Regions from separate parts of the Homo sapiens genome. Here regions 1 and 3 are each linked to region 2. Evidence: chromatin loops called from intact Hi-C (ENCODE). Cell type or tissue: ascending aorta. All regions are shown on one strand. Links, peaks and the distances in the headings refer to the core of each region. The heading gives the core; the rest is flanking DNA.

Evidence for each region. Hi-C counts contacts between places; a loop is a spot of excess contacts. Peaks named below come from ENCODE experiments on the same cell type or tissue, not always from the same donor. Only the 100,000 strongest peaks of a DNase experiment are listed, where the experiment ranks them.
Region 1: it touches region 2 in a loop (2.7-fold over the local background); 22 of 110 quality-filtered maps call a loop at or near these places.
Region 3: it touches region 2 in a loop (2.5-fold over the local background); 2 of 110 quality-filtered maps call a loop at or near these places.

The regions. Positions count from the first base shown.
Region 1 is chr7:132,031,617-132,042,167 of GRCh38, forward strand. No RefSeq gene overlaps it. Among named protein-coding and RNA genes, the nearest start is that of PLXNA4-AS2, 220 kb to the right of the region's middle. In ascending aorta, for the core only: no CTCF peak of the experiment used is centred there; a DNase peak (open chromatin) is centred at 4,585; H3K27ac peaks cover 689 bases.
Region 2 is chr7:131,940,882-131,951,432 of GRCh38, forward strand. It overlaps LOC101928782 (a long non-coding RNA gene), which reads left to right. Exons shown (of 6, transcript NR_110836.1): 6 at 7,850-8,072. Among named protein-coding and RNA genes, the nearest start is that of PLXNA4-AS2, 310 kb to the right of the region's middle. RefSeq lists a silencer at 4,623-4,682. In ascending aorta, for the core only: a CTCF peak has its summit at 4,656 (motif pointing right); DNase peaks (open chromatin) are centred at 4,710 and 7,880; H3K4me3 peaks cover 826 bases; H3K27ac peaks cover 2,652 bases.
Region 3 is chr7:132,013,770-132,024,320 of GRCh38, forward strand. No RefSeq gene overlaps it. Among named protein-coding and RNA genes, the nearest start is that of PLXNA4-AS2, 240 kb to the right of the region's middle. In ascending aorta, for the core only: no CTCF peak of the experiment used is centred there; a DNase peak (open chromatin) is centred at 6,144; H3K27ac peaks cover 1,428 bases.

The DNA.
Region 1 (10,551 bases), core at 1,110-9,109, 90 kb after region 2:
CTGTGTCCATGTGTTCTCATTGTTCAATTCCTACCTATGAGTGAGAATATGTGGTGTTTGGTTTTTTGTCCTTCTGATAGTTTACTGAGAATGATGATTTCCAATTTCATCCATGTCCCTACAAAGGACATGAACTCATCATTTTTTATGGCTGCATAGTATTCCATCGTATATATGTGCCACATTTTCTTAATCCAGTCTATCATTGTTGGGCATTTGGGTTGGTTCCAAGTCTTTGCTATTGTGAATAGTGCCACAATAAACATATGTGTGCATGTGTCTTTATAGCAGCATGATTTATAGTCCTTTGGGTATATACCCAGTAATGGGATGGCTGGGTCAAATGGTATTTCTAGTTCTAGATCCCTGAGGAATAGCCACACTGACTTTCACAATGGTTGAACTAGTTTACAGTCCCACCAACAGTGTAAAAGTGTTCCTATTTCTCCACATCCTCTCCAGCACCTGTTGTTTCCTGACTTTTTAATGATTGCCATTCTAACTGGTGTGAGATGGTATCTCATTGTGGTTTTGATTTGCATTTCTCTGATGGCCTGTGATGAAGAGCATTTTTTCATGTGTTTTTTGGCTGCATAAATGCCTTCTTTTGAGAAGTGTCTGTTCATGTCCTTTGCCCACTTTTTGATGGGGTTGTTTGTTTTTTTCTTGTAAATTTGTTTGAGTTCATTGTAGATTCTGGATATTAGCCCTTTGTCAGATGAGTAGATTGCAAAAATTTTCTCCCATTCTGTAGGTTGCCTGTTCACTCTGATGGTAGTTTCTTTTGCTGTGCAGAATCTCTTTAGTTTAATTAGATTCCATTTGTCAATTTTGGCTTTTGTTGCCATTGTTTTTGGTGTTTTAGACATGAAGTCCTTGCCCATGCCTATGTCCTGAATGGTATTGCCTAGGTTTTCTTCTAGGGTTTTTATGGTTTTAGGTCTAACATGTAAGTCTTTAATCCATCTTGAATTAATTTTTGTATAAAGTGTAAGGAAGGGATCCAGTTTCAGCTTTCTACATATGGCTAGCCAGTTTTCCCAGCACCATTTATTAAATAGGGAATCCTTTCCCCATTTCTTGTTTTTGTCAGTTTTGTCAAAGATCAGATAGTTGTAGATATGCGGTGTTATTTCTGAGGACTCTGTTCTGTTCTGTTCCATTGATCTGTATCTCTGTTTTGGTACCAGTGCCATGCTGTTTTGGTTACTGTAGCCTTGTAGCATAGTTTGAAGTCAGGTAGCATGATGCCTCCAGCTTTGTTCTTCTGGCTTAGGATTGACTTGGTGATGCGGGCTCTTTTTTGGTTCCATAGAACTTTAAAGTAGTTTTTTCCAATTCTGTGAAGAAAGTCATTGGTAGCTTGATGGGGATGGCATTGAATCTATAAATTACCTTGGGCAGTATGGCCATTTTCACGATATTGATTATTCCTACCCATGAGCATGGAATGTTCTTCCATTTCTTTGTATCCTCTTTTATTTCATTGAGCAGTGGTTTGTAGTTCTCCTTGAAGAGGTCCTTCACATCCCTTGTAAGTTGGATTCCTAGGTATTTTATTCTCTTTGAAGCTATTGTGAATGGGAGTTCACTCATGATTTGGCTCTCTGTTTGTCTGTTATTGGTGTATAAGAATGCTTGTGATTTTTGTACATCGATTTTGTATCCTGAGACTTTGCTGAAGTTGCTTATCAGCTTAAGGAGATTTTGGGCTGAGACAATGGGGTTTTCTAGATATACAATCATGTCATCTGCAAACAGGGACAATTTGACTTCTTCTTTTCCTGATTGAATACCCTTTATTTCCTTCTCCTGCCTAATTGCCCTGGCCAGAATTTCCAACACTATGTTGAATAGGAGTGGTGAGAGAGGGCATCCCTGTCTTGTGCCAGTTTTCAAAGGGAATGCTTCCAGTTTTTGCCCATTCAGTATATTGGCTGTGGGTTTGTCATAGGTAGCTCTTATTATTTTGAGATAAGTCCCATCAATACCTAATTTATTGAGAGCTTTTAGCATGAAGGGTTGTTGAATTTTGTCAAAGGCCTTTTCTGCATCTATTGAGGGAGGAAAACAAAAAAAGGCAGGGGTTGCAATCCTAGTCTCTGATAAAACAGACTTTAAACCAACAAAGATCAAAAGAGACAAAGAAGGCCATTACATAATGGTAAAGGGACCAATTCAACAAGAAGAGCTAACTATCCTAAATATATATGCACCCAATACAGGAGCACCCAGATTCATAAAGCAAGTCCTGAGTGACCTACAAAGAGACTTAGACTCCCACACAATAATAATGGGAGACTTTAACACCCCACTGTCAACATTAGATAGATCAACGAGACAGAAAGTTAACAAGGATACCCAGGAATTGAACTCAGCTCTGCACCAAGTGGACCTAATAGACATCTATAGAACTCTCCACCCCGAATCAACAGAATATACATTTTTTTCAGCACCACACCACACCTATTCCAAAATTGACCACATTGTTTGAAGTAAAGCTCTCCTCAGCAAATGTAAAAGAACAGAAATTATAACAAACTGTCTCTCAGACCACAGTGCAATCAAACTAGAACTCAGGATTAAGAAACTCACTCAAAACTGCTCAACTACATGGAAACTGAACAACCTGCTCCAGAATGACTACTGGGTACATAACGAAATAAAGGCAGAAATAAAGATGTTCTTTGAAACCAACGAGAACAAAGACACAACATACCAGAATCTCTGGGACACATTCAAAGCAGTGTGTAGAGGGAAATTTATAGCACTAAATGCCCACAAGAATTTTTCTTTTACAATTTGTTGTTGAATGAGTTTTAAAATAAAATATCTGTTTATGTGTTATAGAATATTTTAATAAAATACGTATTTTTGTTAAAAATGTATTCTTTAGAATATATTTGTGGGGAAATAAAAATATAAGCATGCAAAGCCCCTTTTTTATTATTAGGATAAACACATTTGATTGCCCTGTCAGATTACTATACAAGTTTCAAAATGCTTACCCTTAATTTCATCACTGACCTCGCTGTGGACCAGTAACAGGCAATTTGCAAATGGGCTCTGATACACACATTGAGTAGCCCTGGTCCTGATGATCTGGGGTGGGAGTGGCAGTGTGGACCCTTTAGCTCGAGGAGATCAAGAGCCCCCCCATCCACAGACTCACACACAGCAGTTTCAGCAAAGGACATGACCCTTTTAATGGCCATGCCTTGTCAATGATGGGAATGACGTGACTGACATGGCGCAGAGGGTATGTGTAAGAGCTACCCCAACCCCACCTGGCTCTGCAGAGTGCATTCCATGCTGCAGTGGCAGCTTCCATGTGGTTCTACTGCAAGCCCTAGACTGGAGTTTGACAGACACCCAAGAGCTCCCATAAATAATTGCCTTTGAAGCTTAGGCTCTGGGAAGAGGACTCGGAGTCAGCTTCTTATCTCTGTCTCTGATTGGCAGAACTGTCTGAGGCACACTGGGGGGTTATTTGGAAAGGGAAGCAGAGGAAAGCCATGGGCCCACTCCACGCAAGCCTGCCTGTAATGGACCTGGGAAGTATGATAGCATATCAGATCTTCTCTCCCCTTAACCTTGTCAGCCTGCCTTCTAGCACAGACAGTGCCAGCCATTGACAAGAGGAGGGGAGGATGATGGGAAATTCCTCTCTGGCAACAGCAAATCTGTTATGGGGGCCCTGAGGGATGGGAGCTTGCTCTGCCATCATATTTCTCAGCACCTTGAATCAAAATTGCCCAGCATGGGTCTCTACCCATCCACCCGTCCTGCACCCACTCCCAGGTGCATTGACCATGCTCATTCTTTTACCGTAATCACAATGTTTAAAATAGCTTTGGCCTGATTTCTGAAAAATCTGGTGCAAGGAGAGAGAGAGCGAGCGAGCGAGAGCAAGAGAGTGCCTTGTGGCAATGGGTGGTTGTGTCTGCCTCCCTGGAGGCCACATATGCACCTGCCACTCTGCCTGCACCTTTCTCTCTTCTGTCTCAATGCCCTGCATCCACTTTGCATAGCCCATTATTTTCCTGGGAAGCTTCATCCAGCTCACAGTGTATTTCTGGCATAACTGATGACTGACAGGTCCTAACTCAATTAGTAAAACACAGCTTATGACTCACTCCTGAGTTGCCCCAGGTAGCGCCATTCAGAGTCCTGAATGAGTCCAAAATGCTTTACGCTCTAAGCTTTTGGGAACAAAAGATACATCTCCCACTGAGAGGAAAGGGTCTTTTATAAGTGGGGTGCTTACTATCTGCTTCACATTCCAGCCAATGCTGGAAAGCAGGTGGGGCCAGGGAGGGAAGAGCGACAGGCTCCTGACACCAGGGAAGGGCTGCCTCTGGCCCCCATGTAGCTCTTCTGAGTATCTTTTCTGTTTCCCACTTTTATTCACAAACAGCATCCCTTGTGACTCTTTTCCCTGAAACCGAGAAATGACAAGGATTGAGCGAGTGGGAGTCAACAGTCTCGAGTAGAGATGGAACAGGAAAGGACATTTTGTCCTTTCAAAGTATTCAAAGCTGAAAAAGTCAAGGCTGTGGCTGCAATGCAGTCATGCCAGCTGGAGTCCCCTAGGACCTGTCAGCAGGCTCAATCTGGAAACCACTTTTTTTCCCAAGGTAGTACGGTGCATCTACAAGAGCACTGCTTTGCAATCCGATGGAATTGGGCCTAAAACCTCTCTGTGCTTTCAAATACCTCTTTTTAGGAGGTTTTCAAGTCTTTCCCAGATAATCTCATTCATTTATTACCTGTAGTCTTGTGATTTTGGCAAGTCAGGAAATATCACTATTTTTTGTTTTATAGACAGGGGAGAGAGGCTTCCTATTAATCTCTTAGCATCAACCTAAATCACAGTTCTTTAGGAACATCATTGAGTCAGGGGTTAATCACCTAGAAAATCTTCCTCACAAAGCCATCCTGGAGTATGCAAATACCCAGGAATAGGCTGAGGAATAATTGCAGGTAGCTGGCTCCACAAATAGTTTTTAAATGTGATTGGAAGGCACTCTGTGGTTGTAGCCATGCAATATAAATGCTAAGTAACAATGATGGGGTCCATGGAAATGATGAGAACTCTTTGCCCCCCCATGGCCTCTGGACTAAAACAACCAAACCCTGAAAACTACTTCTGCATGCCATTTATGTGTGGGTGGCCCCCACCTCTCTGTGCTCATGAAAAATGTTATTTCCTTGGGGGATGAGAGGGTGGATCTAGTGAAAGGAAAGAAGGCCACTTGACTTCATTTCAGGGGTCCCCAGACCCATCTTCTTTTTCCTTTGCCCAAGGGAAAGGATGTGCCTCCACTCCTCTTTTTGCCTTTTTTTTTTTTTTTTTTTAACTCCTCTCTAAGACTGGTCTGGCCTGACTTGGAAGGGGACCTGGCTAGCAAATTGCTTGTCCTGCCTGGGACCTTCCTTTATGGTAAACTGGGGCCAAGATGCCTCCAGGGGGAATTCTAGTCTCTTTGCTCTGCCCGGGGAGATCCAATAGTCAAGAGACACACATCAAAACTTTACACAGTGGGGAAATGGTGGACCCTGGGCAAGTTGGACAAAAAACAGCAGCAGCCAAAGAGGAAGACAAGGTCCAGGGGAAGGAAGGTGGAATGGGACATGTAAAGAAAGGAGACCACTGAGAGCCACTTCCTCCCTGGCCCCCAGTCCCTTGTACTCTCTTTCCTTTGCCTACGTTCACACTGTAAGTGGTACCCACAGACTCAGGTGAGGTCCCTCAGGATGTCTCACAGGGTGGGGAACCTGCTGTCCTTTGGAATGGGGGGTTTCTTAGGCTATTTCCTTCCATGAAGGGGATGAGGCAGGGACACTTTGCTGGGAATTTTGTAGGACACCATTCTCCATCTCCATTTTCTACAGCATCTTTATAAATAAAAACAATTATTGTTGCATATTTATCATGAACAATTATAATTAACCTAGACAGCAACGAAAGTCATGTTATTGATGGCACTCTCTTTCCACCTCCCTACTTTTAAGGAAAAATTGGCAAATATAGAAAAACCCAAATAATAAAACAAAAATCCCCTATAACTCCATCAGTCAGAAATAACTATGGTTAGCATTTTGATGTAAAAATTATTTCACCTTTTTTCCCCTCTGAAAAATATATTTTTTAGCAAAAATGGATATCCTGCAGTAATATAACCTCCTTGCACATAACAATATCCATAAACATTTTCCATTGTCATTAGTTTTCTACAGCATCCTTTTTATGTTTGCAATGAATTTCATCATGATTATAGCATAATTTATTTAATAATAGAAAACACTTATAAAACACTTCCTATGGGCTACATTTTACACACATCATCTAATTTATTCCTAGCCACATTTCTATGAGGTAAATACTGTTATTATCATCCACTTTCTATAGGTAAGAAAACAGGTTTGGAGGCAATGTTTTGCTCAAGGTCACATAGACAGTGAATAGAGGAGCTGGAATTTGAAACTGACCCTGCTGTTTCTGGCTCTGGAGCCCCTGAGATTCCGTGCTGTGTGGCCACCTCAGCCAAGTGCCCATTGCTGTCATTTAGGTGGCTGCCAGTGTTTAAATAGTACAAACAGAGCTGTGAAGAACATCATTATAGCTATATGTTTTGCATACCCCATTGTTACTTTCAAGGATAAATCTCTAGAAATGAGGCCGTGAGGTCAATGCAAATGCACATTTTTTTCTGGGTCAAGAGGATTTGTTTGGGGCAGAGCAGACAGACCTGGGTGGAGCCAGTTCAGAGGCACTGAGGGCCAGGCAGACCCTGCTGTACCATCCCCTCCCCACTGCACCCACTTTTCCTGCCCAGCCACAGGGTTTCATCAATTTGAATTCTCACCTCCAATCTTGAGAGTGATCATTTCCCACACCCTCACAAACACTGAGAACTCTCATTTTAAAAATCATTGACTCATTCTTAGGTGGAAAAATGACATTTTTATTTGCAAATTTTACATTGCTAATAATTTTAATAAATTTAAAATTGCTAATTTTAAATTTGTTAACAGGCCAGCTATATTTCTTCTTTGCTGACTTTCCTGTCCATGTCCTTGGGATAGGGCATGGTTTTAACATGCAAGAGCTCTTCTTGCTTCCATTCCCTTGCTGGAATGAATGAATGTATGGATGGATTACATTTCCTGCAGTCTCTCCTGCGAGGTCTTCAATAAAGAAACTGATGATAGCTTTCCCTTCTGCCTTACTGACCAGGCAAGACTTTTGTTAACTGAAGTTCTAATTTGATTTATTCTGGAATGTAATCCTTGCTAGGATTGGTCTGTGCTAAAGCTCTGGCTAGAAATGGCAGACACAGGAGCTGTCTATGCGATCTTGAGTTCCCAGGAAAAATAACGCTAGCTAGCATTTATTGAGTACTTGCTATATGCACATTGTTTTTGTCCTCACCACATGGTTTTCCTCATCTTCATTTTAGAAAGGAGTAGAATGAGGCTCAGGGAAGCTAGGCCACTTGTACCAGGTCACACAGCTAGTAGGTGGCAGGAGAAGAGTATCTTTTATACCATGCTGTCCATCAAGGTAAATTTTTAAGGGGTTTATGAACCTTATTTTTTCTCTCTTCTTCATTGACAATTCTTGTTTATTTCATGACCATAAAAAATTAGTTGAAACTTAGGAAATTGTCATGCCAGATTTTATATTGAGGAAGTGTTGGAATAATGATTTCTAACCTGTCTTCCAGTTGCTTGCTTCTGTGATTCAAATGTTCCTCCTTTAGGAACCAAAAGAAGTCCATGTTGGACTCAGGCTGTCTCTAGCCAGTCCTCATTGCTGAGAGAATGACTGGGTCTACTTCCCCAGCCAGGCTGGTTTGAACACCCGCTTCTCTACTAAGATCCATGGATTCAAGAAGACTCCTGGTGGGCTGTCTGGTGTCATGTCAGGCACCATTCTCCAGAGAACAGCAAGCAGGGATGGGGAGAAGAGACAGATTGTTTACGATGAGGGAAAATAGAGATCCTCAGCAGGATTGCCTAGGGCAGGAACAAAAGAAAATGAGAACGAATCAGAATACCTTAACCCTTCAACAAAGATGAGAAGTGTGGGAGTGAAGATTTCACAGCAGGGTAGCATCATAAAAACTCTTTTGTGAAAGTCTAAAGGAAAGATTTAGTAATTCCCAGGTTTAGGACAAGCCCCTGCAGGTTTCTAGACTGTCTTTGGATCCTTGGGATGTCAAAGTGACATGGTGGCACCTCCTGGGGACCTTTGTAAATACATGGGAGCATCTTGATTTCCAGATGACTTAAAGGGTGCATCTGGTTTTTAGTGAGTGGCAGCCGGGCTTGCTAGCCCTGCTATACTATGTGGGGTAAACAATACTCTTCCTAGCTCCAAATGCCAATGGTGTCCCATTAAGAACACTGGATGATATTTCAGGATTCTTCCATTGCTAAAAATCTAATATTCTATTATTCCATTCTGGCTGTGATAGTCTATTTTCTTTAGAAACATTGTGAGAAAAAAATGTATTATCTCAATAGATGCAGAAAAATGGTTGGATAAAACTCAATACTCAGTCATAATTAAAAAAATCTTTTAGCAAATTAAGAATAAGCCCTCAACCTAATAATGGCCATCTATTACTTATAGCAAATATTATAATTAATTATAGAATATTGAAAACATTCACTTAAAGGAAGAAAGACAAGAATGCCCACTATCAATCATGCCACATGTCAACATTGTGCTTAAGGTTCTAACAAATGCAATTGAACACAAAAATATATAAGAAAGCTAAAGATGCAATTATTATTTGTACAATACTTGATTTTCAATTAAAAAATGACTTGTGGAAAAGCTATCAATATTTTTAAAATTTAGTTTTGTGAGTTAGAAGATCAACATATCTAGACTTATAACACTCCACACATCAGTATTAACCATATTAGAAAGCTTAAATTAAAAGAGATGTGTTAACAATAGCCAAAAAATCCCTAAATGTTACCTGTGAATAATTAGAATAAAGTAAGTACAAGAGTTTAAGTAATGTAATAAGAATTGAATAACTAGAGGGTTAGACCATATTTGTGGATGGCAAGATCTTATTATAAATACATTAATTCTCCCAAAATTAGGTTATAAATTCAATCTCAATATAGTAAAAATTGCCACACAATTTTCATACTTGACAAATTGATTCTAAAATTCATATAAATGTACCATCAAAATAATTCTGAAAAAGAAGATAGATTTGCTTTCCTGAATATAAAGGCATATTATTAAGCCATAATAATTAAATCAATGTAGTATTGCTGTAGGAATAAACAATTAGATCCATAGAACATAATAGAGGGTCCAAATACAGATCCAAGCATATGTGGGTCTTTGATATTTGATAAAGGAGGCATTACAAAATGGTAGGGAAGAAAGTTATCCAGTTCTTCTGTGGCAGCAGAACTCAAATTTCTGGTGTCCAGGCCAAAGAGTCTTGGTTTCTAAGCAGCAACTTTGGTGTTTCTATGAGAACAATCCTGTCATGTATTGAAGTATTTTTCTAATCAAAACATCCCTGACAATGTTGTTCCAGCCTACTTCTCTGGCCTTCCCAGAATTTTTATAGGCCGTCTTTATTAGTCTGTTCTCTCACTACTATAAGGAAATACCTGAGACTGTGTAATTTATAAAGGAAAGAGATTTAATTGACTCACAGTTCAACCTGGCTACAGAGGCCTCAGGAAACATACTACCAATGTACATACATACAATGTTTTCCTTCACAGTGCGGCAGAAAGGAGAAGAAATGAGAGCTGAGTGAAGGGGAAAGCCCCTTGTAAAGCCATCAGATCTCATGAGAACTTATTCACTATCACGAGAATAGCATGGAGGAAACTGCCCTCATGATTCAAGTAGCTTCTACCTTCCTTCCACCAGGTCCCTCCCATGACACATGGGAATTATGGGAACTGTAATTCAAGATGAGATTTGAGTGGGGACACAGCCAAACCAAATGGCCATCCAAGATCATTTAATTAAGCCTTTTTTTTTTTTTTTTGGCTTAAACAAGCTGTAGTGGATTCTGTTGTCTGCAATCTAAAGGAATTTAAAATGAACATATGATTCCATGTCCAGATATTAATGCTAACATGTGTTCAAATTGCCAGTTACAAGAATATCCATAGTAAACTTGATTGCAATGCTGAAAAACGAGAAACAAACATGTCCAGTAAATAATGAAATGAATTGTGATATAGTCATATAATTGAATATTATTCAGCAAGTAAAATGAATTAACTAGATCTGTGTGTATCATCATGAATAGAAGCATAATATTGAGTGAAAAATGTAAGTTGCAGGATGCTGTGCTCAATACTATCCCATTCATGGAAATAACACACAACTTAATACTATTATATGTGTATATGTATTGTGTTTTATATAATATAAAAAATAAGATTTTAAAAAAATGCACACTGAATTAATGATAGTAGTAGTACCTTGGAAGAGAGGATAGAAAATGGAATTGAAAATGATAAGAGAAGAAGCTTCCATTTTATCTAGAG
Region 2 (10,551 bases), core at 1,516-9,515:
AAGTTCTTCCCAACCTAGTTGCTAAGCAATGCTGGTGCTCACTAGAGGGGCTGCTCCTGCTCTGGGCATGGGTTCACCATCCCATCTGCAATTTAAATTCCCTGACAGGCAGAGGCAGCCGAGCTGTTCACTGGAGATTGCAAAAACTTAGATTGAAATACAGGGAATATCCAATGCCTCGAGCCCTTCATAAATTTTCCTTTGATAGTAACTGGGAGAGAGATGAGAAAAGAGGGAGTGAGAAGGTGCCAGAGAGGGGAAAGCATTGCAATTTAGACCTACACACTGGTTTTACCTTTGATCAGTGTTCTCCATTCCCTCTTTGCCCCAGTGTGTGCTTACTCTCAATCTTCTCTCCGGACTTTCTGGCTGTCTCCATTCATCTCCCTTATCCCACCTTGTTAGTGAGCTTCTGGGCATCTCTTTTGCTTTTCCCATGGCTGTCTGGACATGAAGAAGCAAGGACAAAGCCACTGACTGGTTAACAGGACCACACAGGTTCCATTGTGGCCAAGTCCCCAAGGGCCCCTCTCCTGGGGCAGCCTGCAGCCCTCCAGGGCCTGGCAATGAGAAGCTCCCTTGGCAATGCCCAGAGCTACAGCTGTCTTGACAATGGCTGGACAGCCTGCTGGGGCCCCAGCTGCAATTCTTGGGGGCACCCAGGCTCCTCGGAGCCCAGCAGAGCCCCAGGGGAAGCTGTGCCCCTCAGCCCCCTGCAGCTGATTTGTAGTGAAGGAGGTGTGGAGTTGGGCTACACCATCTCTTCAATTTCCCAGATCAGATCCATGAGGCATCAGAATCAGGCACTGCCAAGGAGCTTGCAGAATCTGCCTCACTGGAGATTGGATTCTGGGATTAGTTCTCTCCTTCAATCTTTCTCCTCTCCCATTTCACTCTTTGGGTCCTGTCCTTTTAGTCTCAGTGTCCTCCAACTTAAAAAAAATCGTCTTACATTTAATTTTCTCCCTATTCCTCAAACACCACTCTTAAGTTATTGGGCATTCCAGGTTCTGCCAAGGAGATGGACTGACAGCTGGGCTCAGGACCTTGCAGTCTAAGGCAGACAACGGTGACCAAAACTGGCTCATGGAGACACTGGCTATTCCCACTGACACGCCGCCCTTGGGCCCTGCCTGGTGGCCTGTGGACAGTAGAAACTGGCCTTAAGGAGCCTTCAGCCTTCAACTGGGTTATTTGTGCCTAGTGTGCTGTAAGATTAGGGCTGACAGACACAAGTACAAAGATCTTGAGTGCTGAGGGAAGTTAAGAAGAAATGAAGCCATTTTACACTTACTAGGGGGGCTATAATCAAGAAACAGAAGATAACAAGTGTTAGTGAAGATGTGGAGAAATTGGAACCGCCATACAATGCTGGTGGGAATACAAAATGGTGCAACCTCTGCGAATAGTTTGGCAGCTCTTCAAATATATAAACACAAAATTACCGTAGGATCTGGCAATCCTACTGCTAGGTAGATCCTGAAAAAAAATTGAAGGCAGGGATGTTTGCACATCAATGTTCACAGCAGCATTATTCACAATAGCAAAAAGGTAGAAGCAACCCATGTATCCATTGATGGATGAATGGATAAGTAAACTGTGGTATATCCATACAATGAAATATTACTTAGTCATCAAAAGAAAGGGAATTTTTATATATGCTACAGCATGGACAGACTTTTTGAAAACATTGTACTAGGCAAAATACACCAGACACAGAAGGACAAATACTGCATATTCAATTTATATGAGAAACCTAAATTAGTGAAATTCATAGAGACAAAGTAGATTAGAGGTTATCTGGGGATGGGTACAGAGTTTGCACTGGGGATGATGAGACAGTGGTGATGGTTACGCAATATTGTGAATGCACTTAATGTCACCAAATAGTATGCTGACAAATGGTTAAAATGATAAAAAATAAGTTATGAATATTTTGCCATAATAATAAAAAAGAGTGGCATGAGGCAGCCAATGCGGTGAGGGGGAGCTGGGAGGAACGCCTCCTGTGATAAGAGGGAGGGTGGGGAGGGCGGAAGCAGCCATCAGAATGTCAGTGCTGAAAGGCACCGGCCTTGCTAGTGGGGAGGGCAAAGGGACACCACGTGTGGAGATGAGGCTGAGAAATAGGAGTGAACGCTGAGCGTGAGTGTGAGTCCGTGCCACATGTGATGTCAGGAGAGGGCGTGAGTTATGCAGGTTGCCAGGTAGAAGTGAGTAGGGTCCTTAGAGAGCCTGGACTCCTACTCTTAATCTGCAGATAACAAAACCAAGACCCAGAGCTTTTCCCAGGGTTTGGAAGGAAAAGAAAAAGGAGGATGAGTGTTTGGTCATCCCATGGGGGGTTTGATTTCAGCCAAATGACATTCCTCCCAGGCCCTTCCCAATATTAGTTTCAAATGAAGTTCTGGGGAGGAGCTGATGGGGGGCAATGGAGATGACTTAAAAGGCAGCGCTGGCCTGGAGGGTGTATTGATCAGGGTCTGCAAGTGTTTTTGTCCAGCCTTCTCCTGCCACCTCCCTAGTCCTTCCAGGGCATCAATCGCGCCCCCACCTCTGTTCCAAATGGAGCCTTGGAGACCTGCGGCTGTAGCATGCTCTGTCCCTGTGGACAGGAGAACAGGGGGAGAAATAGGCTAGAGCTGCTCACCTGAACAGCTTGACACCAAAGAATGAGGAGCTCAGTCCAGATATGAGGGTTTGGAGAAAGCTTGCTGGATGGTAGGTGGTATTCTCAGAGCTGCAGGTGGAGGACGGGACTCTCAGCATCCATAATGCCCCTGGAGCTGGAATTGTGACTGGATTCTCTCTCACGGTGTCCAGTGGTTTGTCTATGTCTCTCTCCTCCTCATATTTGCCTTCTTTCTCCACCTGCTCCTGTCTTTCCAGTCCTCCCTACAGCAAGCCCCAGGCAGCGGTTTCTGAGGCAGGCGGCCATGGATGGATTCCAGCCATATTCAAAGCCACTAGCCCTGTTTTCTCAAGTGAGCCAGACGTGCTCTCTTCCACCATTTGATCTTTATGCTGCTCATGCATCTTGTTACAAATAGCTCAACCTTCCCCGTGTTGACTGCAGCACTGGGACATTACAGTAATGTGCCCATTCAAATCAAGTGGATGCAAAGATCGCTATAGCAGCTTTTAGCCACGGAACATTTAGCCTTCAATAATAGCATTTCGGGTCCTTCAGGGACATTCCTCTGCTGATGCACCTGGGATGCCTTTTTCCTCCTCCCCACCACAACCCCCAGAACTAAGGAGGGGCAAACATGACTTTTGTTGATGAGGAAACAGAAATTCAAGTAAGGGAACATCATGCAGAAAATGAGAGGGTTAGGCCTGATAGGACCACGATGATCATGATAATAATAACAACAATAATTTTGTGCACTACTATGCTGCTTACTGGGTGAAGGAATTTACTTGCATTGGGGTAGGTTTTACATCTGCAATTTCTGGATGAGGTCAGTGAGGCTGAGGGGGTCAGTAGCTGTCCTAGGCACAAGGAGAATGCCACCTTATAGTTGTTCACCAGTTCTTCCCAAAGCCTATGCTTGTGATCTGACATGGAAAGCAACTCAAGGCTGTCTCCACGGACATTCTAAAATCAGAGAGAAGCTTCCTTTCCCTGCCGCCTCCAAGGCCCCATGCGAGGACCCTCCGGCTGGTGCTGTCCAAGGACCTCTTCCCTGGTCCCTCCTGCCTTCCTCGAGCAGTATTCCCCTCACCCCCATCCTGCTCCAGCCTCAGCCAGTAACCTTGGTGGATTTTCACTGAATATGTTGCCTCCACCACCAACAGCATTTTTATTTGCACTTCCTTGGGGATGCCTTGCCTGGAGGAAGGAGTCTGTGGGATTGTCCAGAGGTAAGAGGGAAACACTGCGCAGTGGGAGTCCCAGCAGGGGCGAGGAGCAGGGGAGATGGCCGGAGGCTCTGTCTCCACCCTCCTCTTACCACTGCCCATTTCCAGGAAAAGACAACCCAGCCAGAGCAGGGCAGTGGCACGACGGCTTGCTAGTGCTGTAGCATACCTGGTACCTCAGTGAATTTTCCGGGACATGAGAGGCCCATGTAATAAATAGGTCAGGAAACTGAGCCACAGAGAGGACACGGGACTTAGCACAGGGGAAAAGAGTGGTTGAAATGGAACCAGATTCCAGGAGGCCTCATTCCCAGTCCTGTACTCTTCCTGCGGAGACACCATGCTTTGAACCAGGCTCGAAGTTGCCAAAGTGAACATTTTAAAACTTTTCCCAGGGCTCAAGAGATGGCCGAGTAAAATCTCCAGACACTGTGGCTCCCACAGGCTCCTTATTGGGCCATTCACTTCATGGGCACAGTTTGGTGGTTGGGGTGAGAGGAGCTTCGTGGAGAGGACAAAGGATGGGGAAGGAGCCTAAATCCCAAATGCAAGGATTTTGTCCTAAATCCCAAATGCAAGGATCCCCTCCCTTTCCTCACAGAGTTCAGGTAGCTCCTCTTCCTTCTCCTCCCAGGTTCTATTCCCTCCTGTCTGAGTCCTCAGAGCACCCCGGAAGCGGGAGGGCCTCTGGTTGCTTTCGCGGCGGCAGGCTTTTCTAAGCCGGTTTCTCTGGAGGGTGCGGGCGGCTGCGGGTTCCAAGCTCGGGCTCTGAGCCGGGCCAGGCGCGCGCTTCCTAGTTCTAGCAGCAGAGGGCGCGCCTGTCATTGGAGAAGGAACCGCGCGGCCGCAGCCCCTTCCTCGCCGACCGCGTCACCTCCTGGCTGCCTGGGGACCCGCGCGGGAACCCCGGAGCAGTAGATTTGTGGAGGTCGACCCAGGTGGACGAAAGAGCTCGGCACACCGTGTGTCCCCAGGCCCGCTTCCTCCGTGCGCCTCTGTCATCTGCTCCATCTCCGGGAAGCAAAGGGACTTGGGGTGTGGCACAAAGAGCAGGGATGCAGCGGCCGGGTCACTTGGATGGTGTCCTCATCTGAGGCCAGGCCACACCTAGGCCTCCCCACACGCTGTTCCTATAGGAGTGCCACCAGGACTCACTCCAAAAAGGAATGGACGGCGAGGGTTTGTAAATGGGACAGCACCCTGGGAGTGCAAAGCCTGGGACCGGTCCCGGTGGCCTTGGCCAGTCCTGGAGCCTCTATGTGCCCAGTTTCTGTGTAATGCAAAGACACTGAATGAGGAGATGGTCCCTAAAACCCCTCCCAGGGCCAGCATCTGGGATCTCATGCTTACATCATCTTGTCCTTCCTTTCCGTGGACTCTGCCTGTTGGACAGAGTCCACTGACATGCACCTGCCAGAGCTGGGCGGGGAGGGGCCAAAGTTGTCCTCTGTGAAGTCATATGAGAGGCCTGAGAGCAGCAGGATCGGTCCTCCTGTGTCTCATCTCGCGTTCTTCCTGCTCACAGGAAACAGAATCCCTACCAAGTTTCCATCCTAGAGACAGTCGATGTGACTCATTTCATCCCCTGGTGGTCTTGGTTGGCCGCACTCATTGGGTGCAGTACCTCTGATGTGGGAGGCAGGGGTCGGTGGAGGGGAACCGCTTCCTCCACCGGGGGCCAGGTTGTGGGAAAGGCTGGGAAAACACACGCTCTGGAGCAGGCTCTTCTGTGAACTACCTTGGGCACATGGGAGAAATCCTTCAGCATCCCTGAACCTTAGCCAGTCCATGAAACGAGAGGCTGGAGATGGTGTCCACATCCCTTTGCTGTTTTGATGTCTGCACTTGGTGAATCATGGTCAAGCACACCTAACCTCTGCCTCTCTGGAGAAGGGAAACGGAGGAGGAGGAGGCAGGGGGAAAAGAGACCATTTAGGAGGAGAGCAGAAGTCAGAGGGGAGAAAGGTGGATGGGAGGATGCAGTGGGTGGATTTGCACCTGCTCAGAGGTGGGCAGCTGAGCTTTGAGGAATGTGCTTCCCTGCACTGCATGGCGTGAGATGCTCTGTGTAGGGGATGGGCAGGAAGCGGGGGGTTCTGGTGAATTAGGAGAATATATCTTGGTAGAAATCCAAGTGTACTCTCGGTCCGTCCATCTAGACAGGATATAACCTCTTAGGACACTCAGAAACTGAAAATAGAGCATGTATGGCTCTGGAAGCAAGCCTGTGTGTGTGTGTGTGTGTGTGTGTGTGTGTGTGTGTGTGTTTGTGTTTATGATGTGCAAATGCACAAGCAATAGAAATACAAGCACCATGCAGATTGCATAGGTAGGCATCATCAATAAACATTTATTCGGCACCTACACTCAGAAACTCACACACATTTACAAGCCCAACATATCCTGCTATACACATGTACAAAAAAGATCACATTGACCCCTAAGGCAAAGAACCGTTTGCTTGAAGAAGCTTCTCTTACAAGATATTAATAAAATACGCAGGCACATTTTAACTTTAAAAACTCTGGAGAAGGAAAGAAGGAGGGTGAAGAGATGGGGCTGGAGGGAGGAATGGGTAAGGCAGGCCTAATCACAAAGTACTTAGCCCATGCGTCTGGGCCTCTCTGTAAGCACCATATTTCACGATACCTTCAACCTGATTTTCCAACTCATTGAAAACACTTGCCAGCTGCTGCTGAGTGACTCCATTTACTGTTTAAATGAGCTCACTCTAACAGGGCCCCTGGAAGGTAGTCCCTAAGGAGAGCTATGGGTGGAAATGGAGTTGGAGGCCCTAGATCTTGGAATTTTGACTGGGGAATGGGAGAAGGGAGAGTGGGGTAATCACCCAGGAGGGAGAGGGTGGGGCAGGCCAGGAGGGATGGTGAGAGTCTCTGGTGACTTCCATGGGCACATCTTGGATAGGAATTCTTTGTGGTGGGTAGTGTAAACTTTTTTCCACCTCCATCACCCCACATGCAGACTCAAATATACAGACATGTGAAATGACATTCAGGGATTTCATAGTACCTCACAGGATGGCTCCCAGGAGCTGGTCCTCTTGCAGATATGTTAGCTATCTGCCTCTGCATTGATGAGCAGAGTGTTCCCTTGCAAGACCCCATCTGTCGTAAACACCACCCCCCATGGGTCTGCCATGATTCCCTCTGTTCTCTCAATCACTGTAATGTGGGTCCCTAATGCTGCAGGATGCTCCTCTCCCATTTTCCCCTCCTGTCCTTTTTTTCTGTCCTCCTCTGCCCATGACAGAAGCTTCTGGAAGAAAGAGAAGGCTCTCCTATTAGCACATTTGTATGAATAGATGGGTTTGACAGGGTGCTGGCATGCTGAAATGACAGATAATACTCCCGGGAGGAACTGAGACACTGAGCAGCTAAGTTGTGATTAGAAAGCATGGGAGAATTTCCAGGAAGGTGAAGGCTGGCTGTTCCTGGTGAGGCATCTGGGGACCTTGTCAGCCACAGGTCAGATACTGACCCCTTCGGCTGGTTAATTCGGTCCTTTCCCATTGTAGCCCATAATCAGTCCACAGTCTGGGATCAAAGTTTAGCAAGTCCTCCATGTTTTTCCCACAGAGACAGGGGACCTCAGGACCCCACTATTAGAGACCCCTCAATCTTTGCCTTCAACTCTGAAGCCAGACCCAGATCTGTACGGGCTGAGAGAAAATCTTCAGGGAAACCTTTTGCCTTTGTAGCCATGCAAGTTGCAACCCCAGGCTGTGGGGCTGGGCTTCTCCATCTGGTTATGTGGGGATCTCATCATCAGAACTCATCTATATTACCCAGATTGGGTGACTCTGGATTAGCCAGGTGGTGTGGAGGAGGCCTGCTCTTTCCCCGCTCCCTCCCTGGGGCATCTGCCTTCAAGGTTTGATCTGCTGTCGGCCCCTCCTCCTTGCTCCTAAGCTCCCAAGCTCCCTAACTTCACTTAATCAGCTTCCTCTGCTGCCTCTCATTTCCAGCAGGGTGTGGCTGTGCTAGGAAAGAGACTTGGCCCACAGCCTCACAGTGATTCAGAAGACGCTGGGTGAGGACCTCTGTGTCCCTGCTCCAAGGACCCTGAGATGACCCATCCCAGGACACTCAATCCTGCCTGCAGATGCTAGGCTCTGAGGAGATGCCTGCTATAGCACCAGCACATTCTGCAGACATGTTTTGAAATGTGTTAATAAATAACTGGAGAACAGTATCTATACAATTACCTAGATTTGCCTGAACTTTACAGGGCAACTAAACAAACAGACATACGTTCGCAGAAAGGCCACAGTACAGAAGACAAACCGAGGCTTGGTCACCCTGAGGATCAGCAGCCGGATCTTTTTCTGAAACAAATTTCCTGCTAGAGAATCCCTGATCTCTGTGATGCAGTATTTCCCTAGTTTTTATTTCTACTTCAACGAGGCACCTCAATGTCAGTTTCCTTTGGGAAAAGAAAATCAAATGTCCCCACAGCTTTTGCCCAATTGTGAAGGAAAATTTCAGCATTGATTGTCTGTCTGGACTCTTGTGGGGAGGAGGCCAGTGGGCCTAGTAAGACCCTTAGCACACCTGGGCTGTCTAGCCTTAAGGAAACCAGACCTGCCAGGAAAGCAGAAAAGCTGTGAAGAGATTTTTCTCTGCCTTCCTCGGGGGACAATCTTCCAGAGCAACAATGCACCATGTATTTACAGAAAACTTATTATGTTCAAGGTGCTGGGAGAAGCTAGTTGCAGATACTTAGAGCAGTAAGGCTTTAAGTTAGACATAAGGAAGGACTTCCAGCTATTGGTATTGATATAGTAGGACCCAAGCTTACTTCACAGCTTGCATCATCAGGGAAGGATGAGATCATTCTTGAGAACATTTTGAATAAAGGCTTAGAGGGACTGAATATTGAACGATCCTGTTAACATTTCTCCCGGTCCTCCTCCTGCTTTCCAGGATGATACTGGTGTATGATTTTTACTTAAAGCCCTCCCCCATCCCCACAGAGACACCTGGAGCCTGGCGGGCCTTGGCATCAGTGGCTGTTGTCATGGCGGGGAGAGCTGAGGTGACCACTGTGACTGCCCTGGGCACAAGGACCGTCGTTCTGTGAATCCTCCCTAAGCCCGCTGGCGGGGCCCCTTTGCTGCCACTGCAAGTAAAGTTTCCCAGCTCAAGTAAATTCTGGAGGGGATTGACCTAATTTCCAGAGTCTAAGGGGTGACAAAAAGCCCCAGTCAAAACTCCTGTAAGTGGGTGATAAACAGTCTCTATTAGAAAAAATAAATAACATCTCCAAAGGAGAGCAGGCTTCCTAAGACCCCCTTGCCTTTCAGAGAGACAGCTGTCTCCTGGGAGGAGGACTCCCTGAGCCTCCCGCTTCAGCCGCTCCAGAGGAAAGGTTTGCCTTGCTGTCTCACTGCAGCGCTAGCTGCTCACCATTTTCACCGACCGCCGCAGCCTCCTGATGGACCCCACAGCAGGAAGAGGCTGTGGGAGAGGTCTCCACCCTTCAAGGTGGGGCTGACAGTGGTGCTTGGCCTTTAGAGTTGAAATGTATTGGTTCTCTGCCTTGGGAGGAACAATCACTCTCTCTCTCTCTGTCTCTCTCTATTTCTGTCTGTCTCTCTCTCAAACACACATACACATACACTGAGACAGCTATCATCATACCTAATTTACATATTATGGAAACCGAGGCCCAGAGAGGTTAAATAACTTGCGTGGTTTTGTCCAGCTATTAAGTGGGCAAAGCTAGAATTAGAATTGAAGCCCAGTGACAGCTTTCAAATCAAGTTCTTTCCCCTATTCTGGAGCTGCAGCAACTTTAATAAGCATAAGAAGTACTTTGGGATCTTGTTCAAATGCAAGTTCTGCAGGTCTAGGGTGGGGTGGAGATTCTGCATTTGCAGTAAGTTCCCAAGTAGCAGGGTGTGCTACAAACACCTCAAAGCTGCAGACCCTGGGGAACAGTCCCCATAGAATAGGAGGCGGGAATCATTCTGGAAAATAGGGAGACATAAATACCCAGACAAGCTTAGGTCTCCAAGGAGGCAGGGAGATCAGGAGTGGGAGGAAAGGGCAGTCTGTCTCTCTTTCCTTAGAAGACTTCGTGGTTTGAACATTGCCTTGGTTAGATTTCCTGATATGGGTACAACTTGTGCTGATCTCAGTGGGAATCTGGAGCCAGAGATGACCAGGAATAGAGGGGGATAACATCTGCCAAGTTCCATTCCTGGTTCAAAATTCTAACTTGCCAGCTTGTTCATTCATCTAATGACTCAGACCTGATGGCAGATTGAATTTTCCAAAAATGACTGCAACAATATCTTCCATCCCACATGTTATTCTTACAGTGGGACTTTCCATCTAGAGGTAGGACCTGTATTTCTTCCCCATGAATCTGAGTGGATGTGCAGTTATAGTTGAAGTGATGCTATGGGACTTCAGAGGCTAGGTCATAAAAGGCAATACATTAGGCCGAGCATGATGGCTCACACCTGTAATCCCAACGCTTCGGGAGGCTGAGGCGGGTGGATCACCTGAGGTTGGGAGTTCAAGACCAGCCTGACCAACCTGGAGAAACCCCGTCTCTACTAAAAATACAGAATTAGCTGGGCATGGTGGCACATGCCTGTAATCCCAGCCACTCAGGAGACTGAGACAGGAGAATCACTTGAACCTGGGAGGCGGAAGTTGC
Region 3 (10,551 bases), core at 1,742-9,741, 73 kb after region 2:
ATTGTACGTCTTTTCCCCAGACTCTTATGCATTTAAAAAATGGACAATTATCTTCTTTTGAGAATTGTCTATTCATGTCCTTACCCAATTTTTGATGAGATTGTTTGTTTTTTTCTTGCTAATTTGTTCTGAATTTGTTGTAGATTCTGGATATTAGTCCTTTGTCAGATGTGTAGATTGTGAAGATTTTCTCTCACTCTGTGGGTTGTCTGTTTACTCTGTTGACTGTTCCTTTTGCCATGCAAAAACTCTTTAGTTTAATTAAGTCCCACTTATCTTTGTTTTTATTGCATTTGCTTCTGGGTTCTTGGTCATGAAATCCTTGCCTAAGCCAACGTCTAGAAGGGTTTTTCAGATGTTATCTTCTAGAATTTTTATAGTGTCAGGTCTTAGACTTAAGTCCTTGATCCATCTTGAGTTGATTTTTACATAAGGTGAGAGATGAGGATCCAGTTTCATTCTCCTACATGTAGCTAGACAATTATCCCAGCACCAGTTGTTGAATAGGGTGTCCTTTCCCCACTTTATGTTTTTGTTTGCTTTGTGGAAGATCAGTTGGCTGTAAGCACTTGGGTTTATTTCTGAGTTCTCTATTCTGTTACATTGGTGTATGTGCCTATTTTTATACCAGTACCATGCTGTTTTGGTGACAATGGCCTCATAGTATAGTTTGAAATCAGGTAATGTGATGCCTCCAGATTTGTTGTTTTTGCTTAGTCTTGCCCCTTTGGCTATGTGGGCTCTTTTTTGGTTCCATATGAATTTTAGGATTGTTTTTCCTAGTTCTGTGAAGAATGATGATATTTTGATGGGAATTGCATTGAATTTGTAGATTGCTCTTGGCAGTATGGCCATTTTCACAATATTGATTCCACCCATCCATGACCATGAGATGTGTTTCTATTTGTTTGTGTCAACTATGATTTCTTTCAGCAGTGTTTTGTAATTTTCCTTGTAGAAGTCTTTCACCTTTTTGGTTAGGTATACTCCTAAGTATTTTATTTTATTTGCAGCTATTGTAAAAGTGCTTGAGTTCTTGATTCGATTCTCAGCTTGGTCACTGTTGGTGTATAGCAGAGCTGCTGATTTGTGTACATTAATTTTGTATCCTGAAGCTTTGCTGAATTCATTTGTCAGTTCTGGGAGCTTTTTGGAGGAGTCTTTAGGGTTTTCTGGTTGTACAATTATATCATCAGCAAACAGCAACAATTTGACTTCCTCTTTTCTTATTCTTGTCTGATTGCTCTGGCTAGCATTCCCAGTACTATGTTGAATAGAAGTGGTGAGAGTGGGCATCCTTGTCTTGTTCCAGTTCTCAGACGGAATGCTTTCAACTTTTTCCCATTCAGTATTATGTTGGCTGTGGGTTTGTCATAGATGGCTTTTATTACCTTATGTCCCTTGTATGCTGATTTTGCTGAGGGTTTTAACCATAAAGCGATGCTGGATTTTGTCAAATGCTTTTTCTGCATCTATTGAGATGATCATGTGATTTTTACTTTTAATTGTGTTTATGTGGTGTATCACGTTTGTTGACTTGCATACGTTAAACCATCCCTGCATCTCTGCTATGAAACCCACTTGATTATGGTGGATTATCTTTTTGATATGTTGTTGGATTCGGTTAGCTAGTATTTTGTTAAGGATTTTTGCATCTATGTTCATCAGGGATATTAGTCTGTAGTTTTCTTTTTTGTTAGAAGATATGCAAATGGCCAAAAAACATGTGAAAAAATGCTCGACATCACTAATGATCAAGGAAATGCAAATCAAAACCACAATGTGATACCACCTTACTCCTACAAGAATGGCCATAATACAAAAAAAAAAAAAATAGATGTTGGTGTGGATGCAGTGAAAAGGGAACATTTCTACACTGCTGGTGGGAATGTAAACTAGTACAACCACTATGGAAAACAGTGCGGATATCCCTTAAAGAACTAAAAGCAGAACTACCATTTATCCAGCAATCCCACTACTGGGTATCTACCCAGAGGAAAAGAAGTCATTATACAAAAAGATGCTTGCACATGCATGTTTATAGCAGCAAAATTTGCAATTGCAAAAATGTGGAACCAACCCAAATGCCCATCAAACATTGAGTGGATAAAGAAAGTGTGCTATGTATATACTATGGAATACTACTCAGCCATAAAAAGGAATGAATTAATGGCATTTGCAGCAACCTGGATGGGATTGGAGACTATTATTCTAAGTGAAATAACTTAGGAATGGAAAACCAAACATTATATTTTCTCACTCATAAGTGGGAGCTAAGCTATGAGGATGCAAAGGCGTACATAGTGGACTTTGGGGACTCAGAGGGAAATGGTAGGAAGGGAGTGAGGGATAAAAGGCTACAAATTGGGTTCAGTGTATACTGCTCAGGTGATGGGTGCACCAAAATTTCACAAATCACCACTAGAGAACTTACTCATGTAACCAAATACCACCTGTGTCCAAAAAACCTGTGGAAATAAAAAAAATTTTAAAAATAAAAATGGACAACTAAAAATGGTGTGTATATATACACACACATACATATGGTGTACAATATGATGTTTTGAAATATGTATACATTTGTGAAATGGCTAAATGAAGCTAATTAACATATGGATTATTTCATGTGCGTACCCTATCTTACGGTGAAAACACTTAAAATCTACTTTCTTAACAATTTTCAAAAATACAGTACACTGTTATTAACTATAGTTACCATCTTGTACAATAGATCTCAAACTTATTCCTCCTGCCTCACTAGAATTTTGTGTCTTTTGACTAACATCACCTTAAATCCCCCTAACTCTCACCAACTTCCACCACAGCCTCTGGTCACCACCATTCTACTATATTAATATGAGTTTGACTTTTTTAGATTCTTCATATAAGTGAATTCTTTGATATATTTAATGTATTCTATTTATCATATAGTTGCTGTCTAGATAAAGCTAACATCTGGGTCTCTATTTACTGTTCCTCTCTTGACCATGTGCCACATTTTTTCTTGCTATCTTATGATGTTTTAATTCTTTATGTTGGGCAATGTGTGTAAAAGTACAGTAGTGTCTGAAGTAAATAATGTTTGCCCACAGAAAAGGTTATGTTGGCCAGGAGTGGTGGCTCATGCCTGTAATGCCAGCACTTTGGGAGGCTGAGGTGGGTGGATCACCTGAGGTCAGAAGTTAGAGACCAGCCTGTCCAACATGAGGAAACCCTGCCTCTACTAAAAATACAAAAAATTAGCTGAGTGTGGTGGCACATGCCTGTAGTCTCAGCTACTCAGGAGGCTGAGATGAGAGAATTGCTTGAACCTGGGAGGTGGAGGTTGCAGGGTTGCAGTGAGATGAAATCGCACCACTGCATTCCAGCCTGGGTGACAGAGTTAGACTCCACCTCAAAAACAAACAAACAAACAAACAAACAAACAAACAAAAACAGTTATGTCCCTTTGATCATACTATTAGCATAAAAGACTGATGCCAGGTGTTGTGGCTCATATCTGTAATCCTACCACTTTGGAGGCCGAGGCAAGCAGATCACCTGAGGCCATGAGTTCAAGACCAGCCTGGCCAACATGGTGAAACCCCGTCTCTACTGAAAATACAAAAATTAGCTGGGCATGGTGGCATGTGCCTGTAATCCCAGCTACCTGGAAGGCAGAGGCTGCAGTGAGCTGAGATCCCACCATTGCACTCAAGCCTGGGTGACAGAGCAAGACAGTCTCAAAAAAAAAAAAAAAAAAAAAAAAAGAATCTGAGTCAATGAAAGGTTATATTTGAGCAAGGTTTGATCCAGTTTGATCCAATTCACCACTGGCTTCGAATGTTTTGAGAATGGTATCAGGACTATCCTTTCATCAGGTCTTGGGATCTGAGCATTAGTGAGACTTAAAAAAACAAAACAAAAATCCTTTTGATACTTTGTAGCCCTGTTGCCGGCTTTCTGAACCATGGGAGGGTTTTCTTTCTTTCCGCTTTGCAGACAACTGCCAGCTTGGGTTTGGGGTCCTGCTCCTGGGTTTTTGCAACTTGGGAGACCTCTCTCCACCCTTGGGCCCTGGTTTCAGTCTTAGGAAGGCCACTGTGCTGCACTTATGTCCCTTAAGGGATTTTTCTCAGCTCTCCTTTCCTGTACCCAGCCTTTGGCAAACCACTGTCTCTCACTTGGGGAAGGTCCTCTGTACCCCAAGATGATTTTCTCAGTTCTCCTGCCTTGCCTTTAGACTTTGGCCTATTGCCCCTTTGCACTTGAGGAAGAACTGTGAGAAAGCATTGGCATGTAGCAGGAGTAGACTGGCTCTGTTGCTAGGGCTTTTGGGGATTCTAATCGGTTCCTTTCCTTCCTTCCTTTCCCTCCCTCCCTCCTTTACTTCTGTCTTTCCTTCTGTCTTTCTGTCTTTCTTCCTTTTCTTTTCTTTCTCTTCTTTCTTTCCTGATGGAGTCTTGCTCTATTGCCCAGGCTGGAGTGCAGTGGTGTAATCTTGACTCACTGCAACTTCTGCCTCCTGGATTCAAGTGATTACCCTGCCTCAGCCTCCCCAGTAGCTGGGACTACAGGTGCGTGCCACCATGCCCAGCTAATTTTGTATTTTTAGTAGAGATAGGGTTTCACCATGTTGGCCAGGCTGGTCTTGAACTCCTGACCTCCAGTGATCCACCTGCCTCAGCCTCCCATAGTGCTGGGGTTACAGACATGAGCCACCATGCCCGGCCTTTACCTGTGGCTTTCTACATCCTAAGCAGAAACAGAAGCCCCAGAGGTGTTATTTTTAAGTTTATGGCAATGTATTAGGTTGGTGCAAAAGTAATTGCAGTTTTGCCATTTAAAAGTAATGGCAAAACTGCAATTACTTTTGCACCAACCTAATAATGGAGGAAAATGATACCTTGGTGTTTTAATTTACATTCTTATTCTCTGGGAACCAAACGTCGCAAATCTTTTTTTGCTAGTTACAGCACTTCTTTTGTAGGTATATTTTGCCCATTGATATTTTAGAGTCCTAACTTTTTTTCTGAGCAATATATATTAGATGTTAAATATTAAACATAGTGCCTATTTGTTATGTTTGCAGAAACTTTTTTTATTTGCTGTTTGGTTCTGTATTTTACTTTTTTTGTAGTCAAACCTATAGAATTTACTCTTTCTTTTTATGCCTTGCATTTTTTCTAAACTTGTAAAGTTCCTTTTTTTTTTTTTTTTTTTTGAGATGGAGTCTTCCTCTGTCTCCCAGGCTGGAGTACAGTGGTATGATCTTGGCTCACCGCAACCTCTGTCTCCCGGGTTCAAGTGATTCTCCTGCCTCAGCCTCCTGAGTAGCTGGGACTACAGGCTGGCGCCACATGCCCGACTAATTTTTGTGTTTTTTGGTGGAGACGGGTTTACACCATGTTGTCCAGGCTGGTCTCAAACTCTTGACATCAAGTGATCCGCCCATCTCGGCCTCCCAGAGTGCTGGGATTACAGGCATGAGCCACTGTGCCCGGCCTAAAGTTCTTTTTCCTCTAAAGGTTGGGAGACTATCCAATTCTATTTCTTTCTGAGATTTTGATGTTTCGAAAGAAAACATTTAACTTCCACCCAACTGGAATTTATTTCAGTGCGTACATGAAGTGAGATTTTGAAATTACTGTTTCTTCAAATTGGTAGTTAATTGTCCTAACACCATTTATTGGGTAATCCTTTCCTTCCCTCATTGAGCTGTAATGAATCCTACATCTTTGTACATAATCAGGTCCATTTCAGTGCCATCTGTTCTATTACAGTGATCTCTGGTCCTGGACAGATACAGATGTATTTTTGAAACTGCAAAACCACAGAGCTAAATGTGGACTTGATACAGCCTCCTCTGGGCCCAGGAGTCACTGTGAAAGCATCTTAAAGCAGTTATTTAACTTTTATTTATTATTGATTCTATTATTTGATGGTTTAATTCATAAATCTCCCCTCCCCCAATTAAAGCTCTTTGAGGGCTGTAATTGTCCTTGACAGTGTTAAATTCTTCCTGAGCCCCATCCTCCTTGGAAACAGCAATGGCTAAGTCCCCTCTTCCCTTTGTGTTCTGGAAATGGCTTACTGAAAAGAACAAACATTCCCAATGTTTCTCAGTTCTCCTGCCTTGCCTTTAGACTTTGGCCTATTGCCCCTTGGCACTTGAGGAAGAACTGTGAGAAAGCATTGGCATGTAGCAGGAGTAGACTGGCTCTGTTGCTAGGGCTTTTGGGGATTCTAATCGGTTCCTTTCTTTCCTTCCTTTCCCTCCCTCCCTCCTTTATTTCTGTCTTTCCTTCTGTCTTTCTTCCTTTCTTCCTTTTCTTTTCTTTCTCTTCTTTCTTTCCTGATGGAGTCTTACTCTATTGCCCAGGCTGGAGTGCAGTGGTGTAATCAAGATCCAAGTATCCATGTATCCAAGATTCATGGATAACCCCCTCACTTACCTATGAACGGCCCAGACACAGACCCTGGTCTCAACATGAACAGCTGGACTATTGATTCCTACAGATAAATCTGAACAAAATACCCGCTAACTTGTCTTGGTCAAACTTTAGTTACGTTTCTCCTCTCCCCACAGGCCACTGAACCTTGACCCAGAGAAATAGCCCCACTTCAGGATCCCTCCTGAAAATAGGGCAACAACAAAGAAAAAGTCTTTCTTCAACTGTCTGATAACGCCATCATACCCGTTCTTGTTTACTCCTCCTTATAAAAGTTAAACCTCGGCCAAGGTGGGCAGATCACAAGGTCAGGAGTTCAAGACCAGTCTGGCCAATATGGTGAAACCCTGTCTCTATTAAAAATAAAAAATACAAAATTTAGCTGGGCATGGTGGTGTGCACCTGTGTAGTCCCAGCTACTCGGGAGGCTGAGGCAGGAGAATCGCATGAACCCAGGAGGTGGAAGTTGCAGTGAGCTGAGATAGTGCCACTGCCCTCCAGCCTGGGCAACAGAGCAAGACTTCATCTCAAAAAAAAAAAAAAAAAAAAATAGCTAAGCCTCTTTCTGCCTGAAGCTTTTAAGGTCAGACAGTTCTCCCTGTGACCATAGTCTCCTTCCCTCTATCGTAAGAGTCTTTTCATTTCATGTTATTATTTACCGCTTGAGAAAAGATAGTGTCTTCCTGCTCACCACTATGACCTCAGCATCTAAGCAATTCCTGGAACAGTCAGTGATTAATAATGGCTCAATGAATGGTTCATGCTAGTGTTTTTAAAAATTGTATTGAAAGAAAAAAATCAAATAGTTCAGAATGGTGTGAAATAAAGTATAAAATCTCCCTTACCCTTAAGTTGTATTCTTTGGAAGTCACCACTATTCATATTTCTTTCATATCCTCTAAGAAGTTTTCTATGCTTATGTGGAAAAAGATGTGTGTGTGTGTGTGTGTGTATTGCAGATGCAATTATTTACACTTAAATATTCTTTAACTTTGTCTTTTATTTATCAATCATATGTATTCATATATGTTGAATGATGCCTTCTCTATCAGTATATATACAGATAGCTCATTCTGCCTAATAACAGCATAGTATTCCATTGTGTGGGTGTGCCATAATTTATTTAAGTTATTTTGTTCCAGGTTTTTGATATTATAAACAACACTGCTGTAAATATCCTATGTATATATTTTAATCCACCTGTGTAAATATGTGTACGAGGATACATTCCTATAGTAGAAATATTTAAGAATTTCACATTTTGGTAGATTATCAACTTATCTTTTAAAGAGAGTGCATCAAATTATATTTCTACCAAAAAATGAAGAGAACAAATTTTTCTCTAAATTCTGGTCATAATTGGATACTAATTTGCCTTTATTATAGATGAAAAATGGAATGTAGCTACTAACATAGTTTACATTTCTTTAATTGTGTAAGATTGAGCATCTTGGTTATTGGCCAATACTTATTAGATTTTTTCTTATTGATTTTAAAGAGCTCTTTTTATATCAAATAAATTAGTTTGCCTGTCATATATGTTGCAAATATTTTACTCATTTGTCTTGATTTTGTAAATGCTATTTTTTGCCATAATTTTTTTTTTGTATTTTTATACAGTAAATTATATTAATCTTTTCTTGTATATCTTCTACATTACTTTCAATTCAATGTATTGGCAGAGCATACTTTACTTAAGATCAACATTTATACATATTTAAGTTGTTTTAAATTTTTAAATTATTTTAAATAATACTGGCAGGTACATATTCATATTCATGGTTGATTACTTCTTTTGGGCAAATTCCTGAGAGTATTGATTTGGAGTCAAAAGATATGAAGGTTTTAAACATTTGATAGGTATTGCCAAATCAAGGCCACCAATTTTTATCCCCATCTGGGTCCACTTATCTACTAGGTCAGTAGAAATACCTTAAAAAAAAATTCCAGAAGAGTTAAATGCAGGAGCTAGAAAAGGGATGGGGAGCAGGAATATGGGGAGCCCATGGCAGAAGGGCACTTTAAGAAGATTTATGGTAGCATTTTTATCACTTAGCTTTTACTCCTTCTGGCATAGTTTGCTGGAGGGGTTTATCTGGTATCCTTGAAGCTTTGGAAGTTGGGGTGGGGATTAATTAGAACCTTACCTTATAGTTGGGTTTGTACACAACCGTGGAGACTCTCATATCAGGCAGCAATGAGAGACCCTTTTTACTCCATTTTCCCTTCCCTCCCCTTCCCTCCCTTCCTCCCTCTCTCTTTCTTTCTTTGACAGACTCTCACTTGGTCCCTTAGGCTGGAGTGCAGTGGTTTGATCATAGCTCACTTCAGCCTTGAACTCCTGGGGTCAAGTGATTCCCCCTGCCCCATCCCTCTCAGCTGAGACTACACGCATGTACCACCATGCCTGGCTAGTTTTTAAATTTTTGTTTTTTTTTTTGGTAGAGGCAGGGTCTTGCTTTGGTATCTAAGCTAGTCTCAAATTCCTGGGCTCAAGCAATCCTCCTGCCTCGGCCTGCCAAAGTGTTGGGATTATGGGTGTGAGCCACCGCATTCAGCCCCAAATTTCTATAGTGAACACATATTGCTTTCATTATTTAAAAAAAAAAAAAGGGCTGGCATGGTGGCTCACGCCCGTAATCCTAGTACTTTGGGAGGCCAAGGTGGGCAGATCACTTGAGGTCAGGAGTTCGAGATCAGCCTGGCCAACATGGTGAAACCCCATCTCTACAAAAAATACAAAAATTAGTCAGTTGTGGTGGCGCACCTGTAATTCCAGCTACTCAGGAGGCTAAGGCTCAAGAATCGCTTGAACCTGGTGGGTGGAAGTTGCAGTGAGCTGAGATTGCACCACTGCGCTCCAGCCTGGGTGATGGAATGAGACTTTCTCAAACAAAAACAAAAACAAAAAACAGTTATTTAAAAAATTTCAAGAGGTTAGAACAAAGAATACAAATCAAGAAGGAGACAGTTTCTATCCAGATTTGAAGACATATATGGTGCACAGATAAGGCAAGCACAGCTCCACAAAAGTCCAAGATAAGTCAACCGTCTGAAGTAGATGATTTTTTAAAAATGCTTTCTTAGATGCACTTAGGGATTATAGCATCCAAATTAAGATGGGTTAACATTCTACCAAATTAAAGCCAACGGGTAGAAATTTAAAATATAGCAGATTCAGGTTCACAATGATAAGAAAATTGCTGATATTTAATTAACTATCTTAACGCTGTCTTTAGAGAAATCAGTGGTTCCTCATAAAGGCCCAGCTGCCCTGTCCAGTGCCCTGAGAACTCACCAGACATTTTGTCTCTGGTTTTCTTAAAGTTCCAGCTCTCAGTTGTCTGTGGGATCAATAGGTGTCCCCACTCCAGCCCTCCCTTTCTCAATAGAGACTAGCCAGTCTTGTTTTGGAGACAGTGTAGGGTGTGGACAGTCTGTTGCCAAGACAGCAGGACAGAAGGCTGATGTGGTGGGGAGGTGGGAGAGAAGTAGGCATTCATGACTAGAATGAATTCTGTTTTGGCTCTCAGACAGCTTGGCACAACACAGTCTTCTCTGGCCAGCTGGAGAGTGAAAGCAGTCCCTGATCAGGCAGAGGCTAGTAGGGGACCCCAGGTAGGAATGGACATAGTCTTGCCAAAAAGAGAGTTTGGTAGGGGCCATGTTCTGTGCCCATTCCCATCTGCCCTGCCATGTTCCGTGCCTGCATTGCCGATGGTCAGAACTTCTGGGCAAAGAGTTGGCCTTTAAAATTCCTGACTCTCCTAAACATCTGGCTGAGAGGGCAACAGACTGGGGTTTAGGATTTCTTATTTCTGGTTCCCATTGTCAGAGCTGCCCCAGACTTCCTGAGTGATGTGGCTGGGTCCCTTGGCAAGGCTAGCCTCAGTTTCCCTGAAGTGAATGAACAGATGAGAAGGTGAAAGATCTGAGGTGAGTTAACATCTGGGAAGGATCAGATGTGGCAGATTAAAAATGGGCACTGAGCGGGGAGAAAGCCAGAAAGCACAAAATTAGAGTTAGTGCATGAGAGAAGGAGATTAAACAGAAAAGGAAAAATTGCCAGCAGCTTTGGATTTACCCAGCCGGTGTTTCTCCGCTGGGCAAGGAAAGCTTA